Linked DNA regions of Homo sapiens: region 2 is linked to region 1. The links are chromatin contacts, found by Hi-C in ENCODE. All regions are on one chromosome and are shown on one strand. Each heading gives the region's core, a stretch centred on a gene start or an enhancer-like site at or near the end of the contact. The rest is flanking DNA. Distances are from core to core; before and after follow the strand shown. Region 1 has its middle 130 kb from the start of RADX. Region 2 has its middle 8.5 kb from the start of RIPPLY1.

Region 1 (2,713 bases), core at 86-2,585:
TTCCCCTACACCTGCCCCTCTGACTTGCTAGAGGAGAGCAACCTCCTCAGACTTGGAGACCCTGAAAATACATTACCAACACAGGAGATTTACATAAGGGCACATTCAACATCTGCACTCTCATTGCAACCAAACCAATTAGCATTATAGGCAGAGCTGGGAAGTAAAGTCCCTGCTCTTGGAGGAAAGATGTTACAACCAAAAGAAATGGAAAACCTGGCTCAAATATACTGGCACAAACCCTGGGAACATATGTGGGAGTAGATCTTGAGGCTTTGAATGGGAATCAGGGAGAATAAAGGAGAATTACTGACATGACATGACACCCAGCAGAACCATTATATGATTACTCTCTCCTAGAAGAAAATGACTGGCTGGTTAACTGCTTGCTATAGAAAGGTGCTAAACCCTTGGCTCTGGTTGCTCAGCTGTGGTGCAACCCAGTGTTTATAGCCCACCTGCTCTTTCCAGGTTGCATAGTGGAAGTTGGAGACAGGTAAATTGGTGCTACCAGGCTGATATTCCTGCTGTTTGATGTGCTGTAAATAATAAATTGTTTTGCTCTGAGCCATTAAATGTTGTTGTCTTCTTTTGGCACTTGTGGAGTGTGGCAAACTGATATGCTTGCTTACTTAATCATTTCCTTTGGAGTCTAGCTACTCCATGCCATCCTATATGAATGAGTTTCTGCAAGGATTGGCATAGGAAGCAAGGTGCCAATATAGACAATGACTTTTTGAAAGAGAAAAGGCAGGGGACCTATGGGACAATTCAGGGATGTAAGGAAGCTCCCTGGGAGATAGGAGGGATTGTGTCTGCCCAAATAGTAAATTAAGGGGAAGGTAAATGGTCTGCTTTTTGAACATGAGGTGAGTTGATGAATAGACACTGAGTGTAAGAGGTCAGATTACAATAAACTATTCAAAAGGCATCCTCTTCTACAGAGTAGGGGACAAAGGAAACACCTCTGATTCCTGTCAAAGAGAAAAGCACAACTTTCCCCCATTTGAAAACCACGATTACTATTCCTGTAACTGCAATATAACCCCATGCAGAGTAGTAAGATGCACCCAAGAGGCAAAGGAGGGAAACCTGATAAAACTTCTGTCCAAAGAGTGGGGTGCTGTTAGAGATTCAGTTGGTGCGTCTCGTGCTGAAAGAAGAACGGTTATGCTTTACAGAGTGAATGGTAGCAAGCAGGCCTTCTCACATATGATTCATACAGACTCTTCAGTCAGGGCAGAATCATGTCACAAACCATGGCTTTGCTGGTTTCAATTTCTATTTCAATGACGATATTATGTTGAACCTGGGGAGAATACCAAGGAGGAAGTTGTTCAAAACATGATGGTTGTAGCTGCTCCAGAATGACTGTACCATGGGCAGAATGCTAATTTTGATAACGAGCCTTTCATCCAGAGAATGCCTGATAAGTGTTTATTCTCTGCCTCCCTAAAGTGAAAGTGGATGACTAACTTTGTTGTTAGTACCTCGAGACCCTGTGCAGGTGGCTATGATTGTAGGTTGAAAAATGCCTAAGAGAAAGACAGACCCATCCTCATCTAAGCAAAATTTCTGTAATCTGAGATAAAATAAAGAACAGTGGGAAAAAGAATAAATCCCCTACAAAGGAACCTAGCCATAAGTCAATATAGATTTGGCTGTAAAACAGAGTTTCTCAAAGAAGAGATTAATGGGTTGAGCACTGAAGCAACTGGGTCCAGATAGGAGCTATAGGCATAGGGAGAAGGGGCACAAACAGGCAGTTGTTTATCCGGTTGAAACTTAAAGTGCCTCAGTGGGGACAGATTTCTCCATGGAGATCAATATCTCTTTATAGGAGGAAGTAAGAAGCCATTTCTAGTTAGCTGGATAGAAATGTTGGTAGTCTGGGTACCCCATTTGTGGGTTCCGTCTTTATAGGAGGAAGCAAGAAGCCAGTTGGCTACCATAGAATGATAGTCAACTGGCTTCTCACTTCCTCATTATTATCCTATAGTAGCCAACTGGCTATCATTCCTTCAGCATTTCCACTGCTGGACCCTAAGCCCATGTATCGTGATCTGAAGAAGGGGGACTAAGCGTGAGGTCAAGGTCTTTCTGTCCCCAGTGGGGCCCAGAGGTCATATGCCTCTGCAAGGGTACAATGTGGCATGGGGTAAAGGTAGGAGATGAGAAATTTTGTGGCTTGTTTGGATACCAGTGCTTAAATAACTCTCTTATCAGATTCTGTTGAGGGACAAGTGCTACCAGTGAATTGGCTGAATTTGGCGATGTAGTGAAACAGAAAAGGGGATTAACTGTAACCATCTGGGTGTGGTCACTTAGACTCCCACTACTGCTGTTACTCTTACTGCTTGATGTATAATTGCTATTGCTGTTTTACATGCATTTACTGTGAGTACTCATAGAGTCTAAGAAGGGGGATTCTCCCACTTGTGAAAAAGAGCATCTTGCAATATGATGATAGTGAGAAGATTACACCAAAACCACCAACTAGACTTCCAGTTCTCTCCTGTATTACACTACACAAATAATATAGAATTCCAGGAGATGAGAAAGTAATCAAGGCCTTAATGAAGGACTTAAAGACAGTAGGAGTGTTGAAAGCTTTTATATCTTGACAATGGCCCTGAGTGTCTAGTGAAACAGGTGAATGGGAGGTGGAGGCTTATTGCCAGCTGAATTTAGCCATTGTCCCTGTAGCTCCCAC
Region 2 (2,737 bases), core at 182-2,681, 410 kb before region 1:
GGTACTTGTAATCACAACAGTCCTAGAGATAGGTCTTATTATTATCCCCACTTATTAATGAGAAAACTAAGAGTTAGCTGGGTTTCTGTGCCTGGGTTTGTGTGCCTGCATGGAAGATGCTACAAGCCTTGTCAGCAGTGATTAAGTAAAAAATACAGGAACCAACACCAGGCCATGACAAGTAAAACAGTGAAGTCAGGTCACCAGTTTACAACAGGAGACTGGAGAAGAGAGGAGATGAACTGTCTGTCCACTAGAGAGCCATAAAGTCACAGTGCGGGGTGGCAGGGGGGCGGGGGAGTAGGAGGTGGTGACACCCACAGGTGTGGGAGTGGGGCTTTCCCTGTCCAGAGAAGACTAGACAATAGGATACCTAGGAGGATAAGAGTTAGAACAGCTGATAATTCTGGAATTCTTGTTATGAACCTTACATGGATTAACTCCTTTAATACAACAACTTTGAAGGATAGGTACAGTTGGGAAAACTGAGGCTTAGAGTGGTTTTTAAAACTTGCCCCAAATCACACAGTTGGTAAATTGTGGCACCTTCTAAGCGTCAGGCTTTTTACACATTTTACCTCATTGAATCCTTATGGCAACCCTAAAACTCAAGCACTATTATTTTCCTTGTTTTATGGATGAGGAAACTGAGGTTCAGAGAGGTTAAGGAATCTTAAGGTCACGTAATTAATAAATGACCGATCCAAGATTTGAGAGATGACAGCAATTGCTCCAGGTTACATTAATGGTAAGTGGCAGAACTAGAGTTCAGGGCTGCCTGACACCAGAGCCCTGTGCTTTCAGGAGGTGGAATCAACAGGGTTTGCTGAAGGATTAAATCTGTGGGAGGGCAAGGGAGAAAAGATTTAAGTTCTGGCTGCAGGGAAGTGAGTCAGAGGATATGAAGAACTCTGGGCCAGGGGCCAGGAAACACTGAGGGCCTCTGAAAGGTGTCACTGAGGGAGGAATGTTTGGGGACCTCCTGCCCGGCAGTGGCAGGCTCTCACAGCACCTGGGCTGTGGGCACAGGGCTACCAGGGGTGAGAGGGGGATGAGGGAATTCTGTTCCTGCCCCTCGGTGCTGTGCTGCCTCAGAGTGGAATGGGCCCTGGCTGGGCATGTCTCACTCTGGCTGAAAAGTGGGAGGAACTACCAATTGCTGAGCTCTCCCGTTCTATCCCAGGCACTGTGCTTGGCACCACACACACTTTATCCTGAACTGGGTGGTGGTGGTGGTGGGGCATCCTAATGTTTACAGATAAGAAACTGGGACTCAGAGAAGTGAAGTGACCTGTTAGTAGCACAGGCAATGAGTGGGAAGCTGGGGTAGAACAGGACAGTGCGACTACAGAGTCCTGGCTCTTAACTACTAGGCTCCTCCTTCCCTCCTCCTTATTCCCCCAGAGAAGCCCTGAAAGTCCCTTAGGGCAGGCAGCTCACCCTGGCCTCCTGCAGCCTACGGGGAAAGAAGTGTGTAAACTGTCACAAAAAGGCATTGCTATCCCCATCACTGGGGACACCTTGAGGCCTGGGACCAAGTGTGAATTAAAAGAGGTTGAGGGAGAGACCAGGAACCAGCTGGAGTCAGGCTCTGGGTTTTTCTAGAAGTCTTCCATCCAAGGGAGAGAACAGCGGCCTCCAAGTCCCTAGCGATTCAATTCGTTTTCGCTAACAGCAAGACAGGCAGCCCCCTCTAGTGGCTGAGCTCTAAACCTACAGCACAAAGCCCAGGATGAGCAGGGCTCATCCATCCAGAGGATTCTATGGCCAGCACTGTTTTGTACCTGGTGGTTATAGGGACAGACTCTGGATTTAAACCAAACCTGGGTTCAAATACTGGCTCGACTCCTTGTTAGCTAAGTGACCATGAGAAAATGTCTCTAAGCCTTAGTTTCTTCATGTATAAAATAGGAATGATAATAATACCATTTTAACAGGGTTAATGTAAGAATTAAATGAGACAGCATATGTAAGGGGCTGGCAGAGTACTTGGCACATTACAGATGTGATAGAGACATGCACATATATTTATATATACATGTACACACACTACTATACATTGTGCATAGGTGTATATATGAATGTATACACATCTAATAATTGTTCTTTTTTGACACATGCTATCATAATAGTCGTCACCACTTTGACTTCCCTTGCCTTTCCCATCTGATATGGTTTGGCTGTGTCCCCCCTGCCCCCAATCTCAAGTTGAATTGTGGTTCCCATAATCCCCACATGTCATCGGGAGGGACCTGGTGGGAGGTAACTGAATCATGGGGGCGGTTACCTCATGCTGCTGTTCTCATGATAGTGAGTTCTCAGAAGAGCTAATGGTTTTATTAGGGGCTTTTCCCCAATTTGCTTGGCAGTTATCCTTGCTGCTGCCATGTGAACAAAGACTTGTTTGCTTCTCCTTCCATCATGATCCTAAGTTTCCTGAGGCCTCCCCATCCCTGGGGAACTGTGAGTCAATTAAACCTCTTTCCTATAAATTACCCAGTCTTGGGTATGTCTCTATTAGCAGCATGAGAACAGACTAATACACTATCTATCTAGCTCTACTAAACCCTGGTGCCCCAATTACTGTCAACACACTCCCCTGAAGCTTATGGGAAAGACATGGGCTAAGATACTTGCTTTTCTCCATGCACACTTTCAAGAATCTTGGACTGCACATCTTTGTCCTTCAATATTCTGGGAATGTTAATAAGCTTGCTTTACACAGGTGCTACGCTCT

Evidence for each region. A loop is a pair of places that touch in the nucleus more often than their neighbours do. Pooled maps may share reads with other maps.
Region 2: a map of CD8-positive, alpha-beta T cell shows a loop between it and region 1 (11-fold over the local background). The contact joins two enhancer-like sites. A Hi-C loop is called at or near these places in 1 of 168 maps with a recorded cell type or tissue (CD8-positive, alpha-beta T cell), 1 of 37 single-sample maps with no recorded cell type and 8 of 50 pooled maps.

What each region holds. Positions count from the first base shown.
Region 1 is chrX:106,482,998-106,485,710 of GRCh38, reverse strand. No RefSeq gene overlaps it. Among named protein-coding and RNA genes, the nearest start is that of RADX, 130 kb to the left of the region's middle. RefSeq lists an enhancer at 1,129-1,398. Within about 2 kb of position 1,335, at least 2 of the 41 ENCODE cell types and tissues checked have a DNase peak (open chromatin) inside an H3K27ac peak, as active enhancers do.
Region 2 is chrX:106,893,490-106,896,226 of GRCh38, reverse strand. No RefSeq gene overlaps it. Among named protein-coding and RNA genes, the nearest start is that of RIPPLY1, 8.5 kb to the left of the region's middle. RefSeq lists an enhancer at 1,048-1,572. Within about 2 kb of position 1,431, at least 5 of the 41 ENCODE cell types and tissues checked have a DNase peak (open chromatin) inside an H3K27ac peak, as active enhancers do.